Regions from separate parts of the Homo sapiens genome. Here regions 1 and 3 are each linked to region 2. A link is a contact called in ENCODE Hi-C or POLR2A ChIA-PET data. All regions are on one chromosome and are shown on one strand. The core of a region is the stretch at or near the end of the contact, and the rest is flanking DNA. Distances in the headings are between cores, read along the strand shown.

What was found. A loop is a pair of places that touch in the nucleus more often than their neighbours do. ChIA-PET counts read pairs that join two places held with the same protein, here RNA polymerase II (POLR2A). Pooled maps may share reads with other maps.
Region 1: a loop to region 2 is called in a map with no recorded cell type, with 14 times the contacts of the local background. The contact joins two enhancer-like sites. A Hi-C loop is called at or near these places in 1 of 168 maps with a recorded cell type or tissue (endothelial cell of hepatic sinusoid), 19 of 37 single-sample maps with no recorded cell type and 14 of 50 pooled maps. POLR2A ChIA-PET finds 5 or more read pairs at or near these places in 2 of 52 experiments (activated CD8-positive, alpha-beta T cell and naive thymus-derived CD4-positive, alpha-beta T cell).
Region 3: a loop to region 2 is called in a pooled map, with 6 times the contacts of the local background. The contact joins the promoter of MRC2 here to the enhancer-like site in region 2. A Hi-C loop is called at or near these places in 5 of 50 pooled maps. POLR2A ChIA-PET finds 5 or more read pairs at or near these places in 4 of 52 experiments (Caco-2, HEK293, WTC11 and 1 more).

Annotation. Positions count from the first base shown.
Region 1 is chr17:62,650,594-62,655,233 of GRCh38, reverse strand. The region is part of intron 1 of MRC2 (mannose receptor C-type 2); the gene reads right to left. Among named protein-coding and RNA genes, the nearest start is that of MRC2, 25 kb to the right of the region's middle. RefSeq lists enhancers at 536-1,246, 1,959-2,669, 2,670-3,381. Within about 2 kb of position 2,278, at least 27 of the 41 ENCODE cell types and tissues checked have a DNase peak (open chromatin) inside an H3K27ac peak, as active enhancers do.
Region 2 is chr17:62,722,991-62,727,750 of GRCh38, reverse strand. It overlaps MARCHF10 (membrane associated ring-CH-type finger 10), which reads left to right. Exons shown (of 11, transcript NM_152598.4): 7 at 2,647-2,813. All of the region lies in intron 2 of MARCHF10-AS1 (MARCHF10 antisense RNA 1), which reads right to left. Among named protein-coding and RNA genes, the nearest start is that of MARCHF10-AS1, 19 kb to the right of the region's middle. RefSeq lists an enhancer at 2,743-2,822. Within about 2 kb of position 2,875, at least 8 of the 41 ENCODE cell types and tissues checked have a DNase peak (open chromatin) inside an H3K27ac peak, as active enhancers do.
Region 3 is chr17:62,624,901-62,629,448 of GRCh38, reverse strand. MRC2 (mannose receptor C-type 2) reads right to left here and starts at 1,779. Exons shown (of 30, transcript NM_006039.5): 1 at 1,529-1,779. The coding sequence starts at 1,646. It overlaps LOC107985020 (a long non-coding RNA gene), which reads left to right and starts at 1,399. Exons shown (of 2, transcript XR_001752961.3): 1 at 1,399-1,604; 2 at 2,440-3,012. RefSeq lists silencers at 1,150-1,219, 1,420-1,859 and enhancers at 3,053-3,553, 3,554-4,054.

The sequences.
Region 1 (4,640 bases), core at 1,029-3,528, 72 kb after region 2:
ACTCACTGCAGGCTCCACCCCTGGGGTTCATGCCATTCTCCTGCCTCAGCCTCCCGAGTAGCTGGGACTACAGGCGCCCGCCACCACGCCCGGCTAATTTTTTTGTATTTATAGTAGAGACAGGGTTTCACCGCATTAGCCAGGATGGTCTCGATCTCCTGACCTCGTGATCCGCCTGCCTCGGCCTCCCAAAGTGCTGGGATTACAGGTGTGAGCCACCGCACGCAGCCCCAGCTAATTGTTTTTACTTTTTGTAGAGACGGAGTCTTGCTTTGTTGCCCAAGCTGATCTTGAACTCCTGGCCCCAACCTCCTGATCCTCCTACCTTGGCCTTCCAAAGTGCAGGATTTCTAGGTGTGAGCCACCGTGTCTAGTTTGATAGGAATATTTCTGATGTAGTCCACACTTCTTGTTTCTCAGACATCCAGGTCATCACCTGGGAAACATGCCTGTGCTCATGGGCAACTGGGTTTTAAAGCAATTTGCCCTACATTGAGTAACCCATCTCCTTCCTCCTTGATGGTCACTGAGGCCTCCTCTCCCGTCCTGTCTGCTTCAAGGCACACAATGCTTTGGTGAAGTCGCGAGGCTGAGTGCAAAGGCTTGACAACAGTTTGTGTCTCTGGAGCAAAACCCTCAGCTGTTGCTGCAGTTTCCCCGGACTCAGCCCATCCACAGAGGCAGCCAGAGGTCTGACCTCAGATAAGACGGCTGCTCTCCACAAGACATCACAGATGAAGGAGGCAGATGAGAAGTTAATTCTAGCATGGTGCCTGGCATGCAGCGGACTCTCAACAAATATGTGTTGAATGAGAGGCATGTCACATAAAACCCTGAAAGGCACAAGCAGAGACAAGGACAAGGAAGGCATTCCAAGGACAAGGAAGGCGGTCCAAGCTGCCCAACCGCAGGAGCAAAGGCTGCAGGCAGGAACGCAGGGCCCAGCGACCACCTGGCTTAGCTCCTGGAAAGCTGGGGGCTGGAGGACAGCTGGCCAGCCCTGGAGGGGACTCAGTTCCATCCCTGAGGGCATGGCAGGGTGGCCTCCAGCCTCTGAGCCTCTCTCCCTTCACTGCCCCTCCCCAGGCCACGCAGAGGCGAGGGGTCATCCCAGGGAGAGCCAGAGGCCGCCTGAAAGGGCCGCCAGCCAAGAGGAGCAGCTGTTTTCAATGAGCTGCTTAACCTCCAGGCCAGGCCTGGAAATGTCCTTGAGTCAGCAGAAGCTGCCAGCCCCACCCTGCTAAGAGGCCAACCCTGGGGACCCAGCACCCCACCCTGCACCACCCCTGGCTAGAGACTGTGTCCACGTACATGCATGCACATTAGATCCTGGGCTGGACGAGGGGGGCATTGCTTCCATGGAGGACGGGGGTTACATGATATCGAAGCCCAATACCCCGCCCAACTGTGCAACATCCCCACCGACATCCTGAACCATGGTGGGTTTCCCTCTACCGGCCACCTTCCCCTTTTCACACCCTCCTCCCTCCTCCCCAACAGCCCCTCCATCCCAGCCAGGCCAAACTGCTTTCCTCCCACAGCTTAAAGTGCTTGTGCCTAAAACCTACACACACAGTCCCAGTGTTGCGCTGTTGCTGTCACAGGCCACCCTTTGTAGAGCAGTGGCGGGCTTCCCCCACCAGTCATTTCCAGAGATGCTTTTCTCCCCACTTCAAATCTCTGTGCTGCAGACTGTGATATCCTGTGTTCTAGGAAGACATTAAATCACACTCTGGCAGGGAATGGGTGGAGAGGTGGGACTGTCCCTCCACCTACTAAATGCAGGCGGTGGTGGGGAAGGCGACTGTCACCTTTCCCGCGGTTTTGCTGATCCTCCAGACCCCGCCCCGGGGGTGGGGGCGGGGGTGGGGGTAATGCGGGCTGAGTGGAAGCTAGCCCCGCCCCTGGGGTTCTCTGGGAAGGCAAATCCTCACCCGCGCTGGCCTTCCCCTTCGCAGTGTCATGGTGTTTGATCTCATCCCCTGCTGGCTTTTGTCTTAGACCAAAGCATCACAGTATTTTCGGCCAGTCCTCCCCCAGGCCCCCCTTGCCGGAGGAACTGGAGAGCGGCCGCGCTACAGCAAGCAGCAATCGCTCTCGCCTCCAGCCTCTGCTCCGGGCAGCGCCCGGCCCTTTCCTCCCACTGGCTCTTCCTCACCGGGGGTCACCAGGCCTGGATCCCCAGAGTCCGAGCATCCCGGGGGCGGGCACACCTTGACCCCTTTCTCCCCCAACCCAGTGCCCAGGATCTGGGGCTCCCAGATCCACCTGCTCTTGGAGTTCCGAGTCTTCTCTGCTTCTGCTCCCAAGGGGCACCCCTGCCCCCGCCATCGTGCGCCCCCAACTCCAAGGAGCGCCCCTCCCCAAGCCACCGTTCGCCCTCAATCTGCGGCACGCCCCTCCCCCCGCCACCGTGTGCCCCTCCCTCCACCGAGCACCCCTCCCCCTGCCATCGTGCACCCCCCCAAGCGGCGCCACTTCCTCTGTCACCGTGAGCCCCCTCTCCACTGGGCGCCCCTCCCTCCACCGCCGTGCGCCCCTCAATCTGTGGCACTTCCCGCTCCGCCGCCTCCCGCCCAGCTAGACAAATGCCCGGTCTGCGTGGCCGCTGCCCCTGGCGCCGTCTGCTAGCCCGCAGCCAAAATAAACAGCCCAAGAGCCACTTCCTTCCCCGTGGGGGGAATTTTCACAACGACGGCTGGCTCCAGTCGCGGCAGGAAGTGGCTTTCTGGGCCAACGATCCAACCTCATTGACCAGGCCGCTGAGGGCAGAATTCGGGAATGGGACCCGGAGCGCGGGGGCGGAGGCAGAGCCTCGCCGTGGCCACGCGATCACTTGTGCCCTCGCGGGGACCCCATCGCCGACAGCGGCCACCACTCCATAACGCAGGTGCGGAAGGCCTCTGCCGAGCCACACCTGTTCATTTCTCCGTGCGGGGGTGTTGTGCGCCTGCCCTTTCTTAAAATCATGGACAGGTTAGGACTCCACGCCTGGTTGATTGAGGACGAACCAGTGAGTGACTGCGTGACTTTATTAGGAGACATCCATACGAATTTGGGGGAAAGCATTTTTTTAAAATGTAGTTTTGACAAAGTGTCTACAAGGTGTGTGGGGTGGGGAGTAACCGAAAGCGGAAATATTACACGTGCCCCTCTGGTTCATTGAAGAGTCAGCAGAAATGAAGAAAATCTTTGGGCCTTTCTGTAATTTACAATTTTCCATAGTGAAAATTTATGTTTTCTGACTTAAAAGAAAAAAACAACTTAGATACCCCCCCACAAACAAAAGAAATGTGTAGCAAAATGTATTCAACCAGAATGATTAGTTCCTGAGAAACTGAGGTTTAAAATATTAACAGTCAGGCAGGGCGCGGTGGCTCACGCCTTTAATTCCAGCATTTTGGGAGGCCGAGGCAGGTGGATCACTTAAGGCCAGGAGTTTGAGACCAGCCTGGCCAACATGGTGAAACTCCATCTCTAATAAAAATACAAAAATTAGCTGGGTATGGTGGCAGATGTGGTGGTGTATGCCTGAGGAGACTGAGGCAGGAGAATTGCTTGAACCCGGGAGGAGGAGGTTACAGTGAGCCCAGATCGCACCACTGCACTCTAGCCTGGGGGACAGAGTGAAACTCGTCTCCGTAAAGAAGGAGAAAAAAATTAACTTTCAATTCAATTTCTTGGTAATGGTCTTTCAAGTAACACTTGACAAAAAAGGTAGAGATTCCCAACAACCTGCACTGGAGGTTTTCACTGGCCAAGTGCCCACTGAGGACCCAGGCTCTGCCCCTGGCTTCTCCATGCCCTGGACCTTTGCCTGGCATGAGTCTGAGCTTGTGAAAGATGTTTGTCGGCCGGGCGCAGTGGCTCACGCCTGTAATCCCAGCACTCTGGGAGGCCGAGGTGGGTGGATCACGAGGTCAAGAGATAGAGACCATTCTGGCCAACATGGTGAAACCCTGTCTCTACTAAAAGTACAAAAATTTGCTGGGCGTGGTGGCGTTCGCCTGTAGTCCCAGCTACTTGGGAGGCTGAGGCAGAAGAATTGCTTGAACCCAGGAGGCGGAGGTTGCAGTGAGCCGAGATCGCACTACTGCACTCCAGCCTGGCGACAGAGCGAGACTGCGTTTAAAAAAAAAAAAAAAAAGATGTTTGTCAAATGACAGAATGACTGTGAATGGAGGGATCTTAGAATTCATCTTGCCAATCGTTTAGAACGGGAAACTGAACACAGAAAGGTTAAGTGACTTGTCCAGGGATGTTCAAGGAACCTGGACCATGGCCTTTCTATTAGGTCTAAACCTCATCAGAGTCCTAAACAGCACTGTGCCAGTATTTGCTTCTCTAGGCAAATCATATCATTTACGTCAATACCGACAATGAAATGGCAAGTTAGTGATCATTACACCAGCACCACAAGCATGAACCAGGCCTGCCCCCGGCAAACTGGGACCTGTGGTCACCCTGCGCTTGTAAAAAGAGACACAAAGAATGCCAGGCATTAACCATGCGCGTCCAGGCACCAGACAGTGGGTTCCAAGGCTTTTCATTAATCCTTATAACAACCCTCAGATGTAGGCAAAATTCTGATCTGCACTTGACAGATGAGGAAACTGAGGTATTAAATAACTGAGAGATTA
Region 2 (4,760 bases), core at 1,626-4,125:
CATCGACTTTCCAAGAATTCCTCATTATTTCTGGCCTGCTTGTTTTCCAGCACTATTGTGGATTCATTCTATTTAATTTTCTTTTTTGGTCTTTTAAGAGATTTGTGTGGGAAAGGAGACTGATGGGGGTGCTTAGCCTGCTATCTTGAGCTAATCCTAAAAGCAGTCTCAATTCTATAAAACAGTATGTGCACAGGAGTAATACCAAAGGCTAGTACACCAAGCTATATATTTTTTTCTTTTTTTTTGAGACAAGGTCTCGCTGTGTTGCCCAGGCTGGGCTTGAACTCCTGAGCTCAAGCCATCCTCCTGCCTCGGCTTCCCAAAGTGCTAGGATTACAGGTGTGAGCCACTGCACCCGGCCAGACTCAACTATTAACAAGCAGTTACTTTGGGGTAATGATTTTATGCTTGATTCTCCTTTTCTTTTCTGTGCTTTTCTGTCTCTTCTTCACTTTTATTTGTTAAAAAAAATTTTTTTGCAAAGTAGGGTAGCCAGTGGATCCCCACCTATACCTTTGAGAAGATGGAGGACCTTAAGTTAAGAGTCAGATATTTATCAACCATAACAAGTTCACCACAGAGCCCTTCGTCCTCCTGTTGAGATCAGTGATCTTCAGACCTGCATGACCATCTTAACGTTCAGGTTCCTGGGCCCCAGATACTGAACCAGAACCTCTAAGGGTGGAGCCCAGGAATCTGTTTGTAAAATCTCTACCGGTGAACCTGATGGTCATTTATTTTCTATTGGAAACCACTGATTTAGAGCACTTGTTTCCAAATGCAAATCCCGTGTAGTTGCCTAAATTAAAAATCTTCTAGGCCAGGTGTGGTGGCTCACACCTGTAATCCCAGCACTTTTGAGAGACCAAGGCAGGCGGATCACCTGAGGTCAAGGGTTCGAGACCAGCCTGGCCAACATGGTGAAACCCTATCTCTACTAAAAATACAAAAATTAGCCAGGTGTGGTGGTGCACGCCTATAATCCCAGCTACTCGGGAGGCTGAGGCAGGAGAATCGCTTGAATCCGGCAGAGGTTGCAGAGAGCTGAGATCGAGCCACTGCACTCCAGCCTGGGTGACAGAGCAAGACTCCATCTCAAAACAAACAACAACAACAAAAAATAATCTTCTACCACTTTTCTGCCTACCTTCTCAAACTTGCAAGATCTCTCTCTAGTTTATCTTCACCAGTTGGAGCACTCACTCCCATGTACACATGTTCTTCCTGATTACTTACGAAAATATGGAAATTATGTTGAAATGTATTGAAGTCTGAATGTTGAAAATGTCTTTAAGTTATTGAGAATGTCCATAATGGAAAACTGTAATTCTGCTTCTTTACACTGAGCTGCCCTTTCATGGGGAAAAAAGTCTTTCAAGAAATTGAGCATATATTTCTCCATCCAGAGCAATGTCCATTTCTTCCTCTTTTGATTTTAGTCTCTAGCCAGTTTCCTTTCCTTGACCAGATGGCCCCCAGTCCCGTGAGGACTCTAAAGAAAAGAAAATAGCCTTAGGCTTCTTAAAACCTCCCAACATGAACATCGACCAGCTATTCTTCACTCACCATTTATTAGACACAAATATCTTTACTTACATTTTCGTTAGTTCTTATCTTCATCAGATTCCAGCCGCTTACATTCTGGAATGCTGATGTCATTTGTTGGCATGTGTGGTGTTATTCGGGAGATTGTGTCCAGGTTTATTGGTTCATCATCCACCTAAACCAACATCTATTAAGTGAACTCTGTGCACAACACCTTGCCAGACACTAGATGTACTTTACAGTTTGCAGAACAGGTTCCTCATTGTCACACGTAGCCAGCCTGGCCACAGCCCTAGGAAGTAGGTGGCAGTGGTGTTATCACCATGACCCTCATTGTACAGATGAGGAAACAGGGTCTTGGGAAGATTAAGGAACTTATCCAAAGTCACACAACTCACAAGTTTCAGAGGCTGGCCTCAAACCCAGGCCCCCTGACCACGAATCCCATGCACTCACCAGTATGCCACCCCCACCAACTTCCTGGCAGGGAGAGGGGCTCCTGGCCTTGACTCCAGTTTGAAAATGATTCTGTAGCCATTTCCCTTTACCTCTTGATTTATGGTGGCAGTGCTGGTCCTCCATGTCAGCTCACACGTATTGACAATTGCAAAGAAGCCTGTTACAAGAATTTGTGCCTCAGCCAGGCCCAGGGGCTCACACCTGTAATCCCAGCACTTTGGGAGGCCAAGGCATGTGGATCGCTTCAGCCCAGGAGTTCAAGACCAGTCTGGGCAACATCGTGAGACTCCATCTCTACAAAATAATTTTTAAAATAGCCAGGTGTGGTGGCATGCACCTGTAATCCAGCTACTTGGGAGGCTGAAGTGGGAGGATCACCAGAGCCTGAGGAGGTTGAGGCTGCAGTGGGCCAATATTGTGCCACTGCACTCCGGCCTGGGCAACGGAGTGAGACTCTGTTTCAAAAAAAAAGAGAGAATTTGTGCCTGTGTTATCAAAAATCATCTCACTAGGGTCAGAGGGGGCAGCGGGTGAGTACCAGGAGCCCTCTTCCTTCTCTGTCAATGCTCTGGGAACTGGTATTTGTAGAAACTGCAAACGTGTAGCCTCCTGGTCACGAGGGCTTGTTTTCACATTTAGTCTCCTGGAGGAGGACTCCGAGGAGGAGGGAGACTTGTGTCGCATCTGTCAGATAGCCGGGGGTTCCCCAAGCAACCCCCTCCTGGAGCCTTGCGGCTGTGTGGGAAGCCTGCAGTTTGTTCATCAAGAGTGCCTGAAAAAGTGGCTGAAAGTGAAAATAACATCAGGTAGGTGGGGAAGGAAGTGCAGTGAACGTGCCACGACATGTAATTAACATGAGGCACCACGGTGTGGGCCCCGGAGCCTTGTCATCAGCTCACTCTCCTCCGCAGAACAGCGACTCAGGGACACGTGGCTGAGCTCCAGATCCTTGCTCATAAAAGCTGTCTTTAAACTATGGGAGGGAGTTGGGGGTTTTTTGTTTGTTTTTGTTTTGGTTTGTTTTTTGTTTTTTGCTTTTATCTGAGAGAAGACTCCTGGGAACAAATGCTATTGAATTCTACCTCTGCTTGAGGCCTGAGCAGAGATGCTAAGATCGCCTCTCAGGAGGAAGGAAATAGAAGTGGGTCAGCGGTGGAAGCTCAGCAGACACACAGTAGCCGTGCCCAGCTAGCAGACACCCAGCAAAATACTTCAGAAGGTCCCTCATGAGAGACCCCCAGCACACACATCCTACTTCCTTTTATTTGGGGGTCACCTAAGAAACTAAACAAAGCTGCCTTTTAGCAATAGGGATAAGAGTGCTGATCTGATTGTCTAGAACCATATTAGATAAAGAAATTTCCATGTGCTGATTTTGTCAGCTCCCTAGCATCTTATAACTGGGTGTGCGGCACCTTCTCAACTCCCTGAGCAGGTTATAACCTAAATACAACCACATCGGTAGGTCGGCTGTAGTTTTCTGGGCAGAGAACAGAAGGTTTCTTTAAAGCATGGCTTTAGGAATGAGATCAACTTTAAGCAAAAAAAAAAAAAAAATGCATGGAACATCAGTGCAAAGAGCAACTTGATCAGAAAATAGCTGCGGCTTCTTTCAGACACACATCTCTGAAAACATATCCCCCCACAGCCAGATCCTATTTCTCCCCGTCTTCCATATCCTTCTCCTTAGCCGTCACTATCCAGGCTGCAGGGAGACTTAGAGCTTTACCCTGTCCCCATGAGGTGTTGCCACGCCCCCTCACCAAGGACAGCACACCATGGAATCAGAGAATGAACACGTGGGGTAATCATATTACTGTGTCATCCATGGAGCCCGTTTTATGCAACTTCCCTAGCATAAGAAATATAAGTCCACTGATCAAGATGCTTAAACGCATATCCATATAACGAGCAAAATATTCAGTCCTTCAGAGAGGGAAGAAAACGAGTAGATTTTGGTTGCTAACGACTCTGCCATGCAATCCTTTATCTTCCTAGAAATTTGGGCCAATTAAACATCTAACACAGAAAAAGTTACCTGTGAAACATGTCATGAAAATGCTGCTATGCTCATAAATGTCAACGCTTGTATGGGTGTGTTCAGTAGGATTCGATCGGAAGACTCATGGGACATTTGGTAGCCTAAAGCGTTACTGAATGACGCTAAAAAAAAAAAAAAAAAAAGTCAAGCGAACAAAATGCAGATAAGGGATTACTTCCTGTTCATCCTTGCCCTTTGAAAGTCTCTATTATTTACTGTTTCTTTATATCCCCAGTGGGGAAATAGAATGGAGGTATGAAACTGCACAAGCCCTATTTTTACCAAATACATGCAGGTAACTAATAGGTCTTTTATTTTCTAATGCATAAAATAAACACCAGTACATCATTAGTCAAAAGCCGCAACTAAGGGGGAGAAACTGTCTGGCAGAATGTTTGCTTAGACATAACAGCCCAGCTCTGCATCCTCCACTTTTGCATTGGGGAATAGGATAAAAATGCTGATCTAGAATGCCTGTTTTTATAAAAACAGCAACAAAGGAAGCCTTCTCATATTCCTTTTCCCCGATGAGTCTGAGCTCAGGCTGATGAGCTGGCCCTGGGTACTACTGTAACTAGTACCCACACCTGGCCCCTCGCTCCCTCACTGTTCTCAGGTGGCAATGTTACCTGGGCAGGAGTAAAGGCAGATTTTTAAGCCATTGATCGAGAATAGCTTCTGCCATCTATTTTGGTCCTCACTAATTTATTTA
Region 3 (4,548 bases), core at 530-3,029, 97 kb after region 2:
AGGCACAGAGACCAGGAGGAGGAGGGACACTCCAGGCGTCCTTGTCCTCCCTGACCGGGCCTCTCACCAGGCACTTCCAGCCCCCTCTATGAAAAGCTCCAGGGGGAAAGGCCGAGTCAGCACTCTGGCCACAACTCTCTCCCAGGGCCTGGCTTTAAAGTGTGCTCTGGAGCTCTGGGAATGGCCATCCTCCCCACCCCTTCCCACCGCCTGCCTCCTGAGGCCCTGCGCAGAGGAGCAGAGGAAGGCAGGAGTGCGAGGAGGTAGGGGAACTGCCTGTGAGGCCGCCCTGCAGTGGGTTAGGGGGTTACCCGGCCTGGTTTGTGTCTGTCCCACATTCAATGCCAGGTGGGCCCAGAATTGCCCCGGGGGTCTCCGGTTGGTGTGAATGTGGGTCACCGTGGCCCCCACCTTTCCCATCTGGCAGATATGTGTCTTGTGCCTACGTCACGCCAGGCCAACCCAGCAAGCACGGGCCAGGCTGGAGGCCCCAGACTCTCCAGGGGGCTGTCTGGTCCTTGCACAAAACTGCAGACACTGCACGGACTGTCCCCATCCCCCAATTAAACAGCCAGCAGGACCAAGCTGGGCCGGGCGATTCCCCCGGTCACTCCAGACACCCCCACCCCCACTCCCCCAGGAAGTGGATCTTTCCTTTCAACTCTTAGATTCTTGGCGAGGGATCTGTCTGTCCCCACACTTCACTGTTACCCCTGAATAAGGAGCAGGAAGAGAATGGCACAGTTTTGGGGTTTTCTGATTTTTGTTTTGTTTCCTGTTCGTTGGGTTTTAAAATCTTTAGCAGCTCTTTTGCCGCTCAAGGTCTGTCCCCTCTGGAGGGCCACTAGTGTGCCCAGAGCTGCCCACGCTACGCAACATCACAGCACGGCGGCGCCCAGCCTGTTGCTGCGTCCCAGTGGCAGGAGCCTCCTCACAGGGCTGCCGAGCTCACGCGGGGCGGATGCCGCGCGCCACAAGCCTCCTTGAAGACTAAGTGTGGAAAAGAAAATATCAACGCCCACGAGATGCAGGGGGCGGGGGGAAGGTGGGGGAAACGAACCCTCGCGGATAGTTGGAAAGCCGTCCTAACGCATCAGTCCTGGGGCAGAGCGAGGAGACTGGGCCCGGGAACTCCCGGACAGAGAGCCCTGGCTCCCCGGGCGCGCCCTGCAGGTCCCCTGCCGAGGACGGGCCGGCGCCGGGTGGTCCGGGAGCGCGGTGCGCGGGGGTCCTCAAGAGCCCACCCGCTTCCTCCTAGGCTGCTGGAGTCCCCCGGGCTCCCCTCCCCCGCCGCCCGCCACATCTGGTTCCACTCAGGTCCTCCCCCACCTCTAGGCGCGCTCCTCCTCCCCTCTCCTCCCCCGCTTTCAGAAAAGCGGAGACGAGTTTTAAAAACCCAGTCACACACACACGCACACACGCTTCTGGAGAAAAGAGGGGGGAAAAGGAGGGAAAAGTCGAGAGCGGCCCGCGCCTCGGCGCTCCCCCCGCCCGGGCCCTGAAGTTGGCCAAGTTGGCAGCGCCTTACCCGGGAGGGCGGCGTCCCCAGGGGCGCCGGGACGGCCGAGGTGCAGGCACCCGAGGAGCAGGACGCAGCGCAGCAGGTGACGAGGCCAGGGCGCGGGGGCCGGCCGGCCGGGCCCCATCCCCGAGCGCGGCGCTCAGTGGACGCGGGGACCGAGGGCGCACAGGCGCAACGCGCTGTGGCAGCCCCGAGGCTGGGCTGTGATGACCGCCCGCAAGGGGCTCGCGTCCTCCTCCGGGTCGGGACGAAGTGATGCCTCCCGGGGAGGAGGAGGGAGGAGGCAGCCCGGGCGGAGGGAGGGCGGAGGGAGGAGCGCAGAACCGGGGAGGAGGGTTCGAGGGGTAGAGGGGAAGGGAAGTGGGCAGCGTGGGAGGGGAAGGGGAGGAGGCGCGGGTCTGGGGCTAGAGCGTCGGGAGGGAGAGAAAGGGGTGGCGGAGAGGAGGACACGCCGGGTCCAGGAGGACCCCAGCGTGCGCCCTTTCTCTTGCTGCTCTGTTTCCCAGTCTCTCCCCGCCTCGCCTTCCCTCTCTTCTGTCCCGGCCAGGATCCCCAGACGCTGCGTCACAACTCCCCCGCTGGCGCGGGCGGGGAAGCAACTGCAAAACTTTCCGCAAACTTCACGGCGTGGTGGGACCTGGGCTACGAGGTCCGGCCAGCCCGGGGCGGGGGCGTGCAGCTGACCCAGGTGGCCAGACCCGGGCCGCCAGCATCCGCCCCGCCATCCCGCCTCTTTCTGCGGGCGTCTCCAGCAGCCTAGCATCCCCTACCTCCATGCCGAGGAGGACCCCTCCCCCGGTCTGGTGGGGAAGGGGCGGAGCCCAGGGCCTGGCCACCAGGGCGAAGATTGGGGGAGGGGGAGGCAGAGCCCTTGTTACGTGTGCGGAGCGCAACAATTCTTGCACGTCTTGTTTTAGCATTTTCGTGACCCCTGTGTCAGTGTTCCCGGTGCAGGAGTGTAGCACTTTTGCTTGTTGGGGCTGCATCCAGAAACCTGGGGAAAATCTGTCCACTGGACGTCTCAGAAGACCGGCATCATCACTCCCACCAACTGGACTGCTGGCCGGTAGCAAAAGACCAGCTGGAAATTTCATAAAAGGTTAGACAATCCACAGTTACTCAGTGTTACGCAACAGGTCTCTGCAGCACAGAGCACGAACTGGGGAGTCAGGATGCTGGAGTCCAGCCCTGCCTCTCTGCGGATTCCCTGCCTGACCTTGGGAAAGCCTCTTGGGGTCTCGGGGCATAGGGCAGGACTGAGACGTTGAGACCCCAAGTGCAAAGAAGACACATTTCTCCTACCACGAGTAATCAAAAACACTATGAAACTGTAATATGGGCCGGGTGCGGTGGCTCACGCCTGTAATCACACTTTCGGAGGCCGAGGAGATTGAGCCCAGGAGTTGAAGACCAGCCTGGGCAACATAGGCAGATCCCATCTCATTTTGTTAATATAAAATTTTTAAATAATAATAAAACTGTAATATAAATTGTATTGTTTCCTATCTTGTCCACCTTGGTATGTTTTTTGGAAATAAATTCAATTTTTTTCCTTTTTATTCCTCCTATCTTGGGTAAATGTTTCCCCAACTCTGCAGTGGGGGTGTTGGGTCAGAAATGCTCACTCGTCTCTTCCCATCTCTGTCAGGCTGAGGCTCTTGGTAAACAGTCCAGTGGTAATAGAGCCTCGAAGCAAGCCCCCACTGAAATCCCCTAGAGGCCCCTGGAAAGGGTCCCATTAGCCACCCTTTGGTTAGCAGCCAGACCAACAAAGCCCCTGCACTCCACGGCTAGCTTCAGCAGGTCCGACAGGGCCAGGTCCCTTCTGGTGGCTGTGGCTCCACTGCCCCTTGGGACATGTCTTCTTGGTGTGGCATGTTCTGGGATCTCAGTCCTCTGCACACAACAGGCCATGCTGGAGCTGCCTCAGAGGTCCCCCTCTTGGCCTTCCCTCTTGCACAATCCTGTAATCTCTGAAGGATTTAAGGATTTGCCGGCTAAGCTGCTCTCTCGCTCTCAGAACACAGGATACTCCTTCCCCTGAAACAGGGCTGGATTCCCCCTTCTCCAGCAGCTTGAGTAGGTTTCGGCGTTTCCTGCTGGCCTTCCCTCCTACTATCAGTGGCAGGACAGAAGCCCACCCCTTGACATCACCAGCGCAGAGCATGAGGCCAGAGAGCCCACCACTTGCCGGCACCAGGTCCCGCCATGCCGGGCACACAGGAGGTGTGCTCTCGTCTCTTCACCCACCGGCTCAACAAGCACCGACTGCTAGCCCTGTGCTAGCTGCTAGAGAAAGAGAGATGGGCAAACACAGTTGCAGCCCTAGAGGAGCCTCATTTAGTGGGGGAAAATAAACGTTTTGCCATATTCCAGGCAAAGAAGACGCAAGGGCTGAGGAGCACAAAAGTGTGCTGCTCTCGCAGGGACAGAGGTTGGTTCAAGCTTCTAAGGCCCAGTTCTAGTCTCTGTCAAGGGTGAGACTTCCTCCTCCAGCGCGAGACTTCCTCCTCCAGCGCGACATGGTTCCACACTGTGTTCCACTGACTTCTGCTGATGTCTGCAGCTGCCAACTGCTTTTGATCTTGACTTTGGGGCAGAAAGCGGGGAAACATCTGGGAGATTCTCCCTGTGGAGAATCCGGGCCGGTTCCCTACTGCATAAAGATCCTGTGCAGGCTCAGTTGTCAACAGAACATGGTCACAGTCTGTAGGAGTGTTGGGTGTTGTGAGCAGCATGGGACTTTCGAGGAACCCCTCATCAACACCCAGACCTTCATCTGCTTCCAAAGAAGGGCCAGCGTCCTCTGTGCCCACAGCCTCCTCACCATTCCTGTGCCCACAGTTGAACAGCCGTTTATTGAGGGTCAGTATGTGTCAGGCATCAGGCTAGATGCTGGAGACTTAGTGAGGTCTCTGACTTGTCCAGGGGATTTTTGCCAAGATGGTATTCGCTATCGTGGAACTGAAGCTGAGAATGGTTCTCCCCTAGACACTGACCAACTGTCAGCCAGCAACAGGTACTGA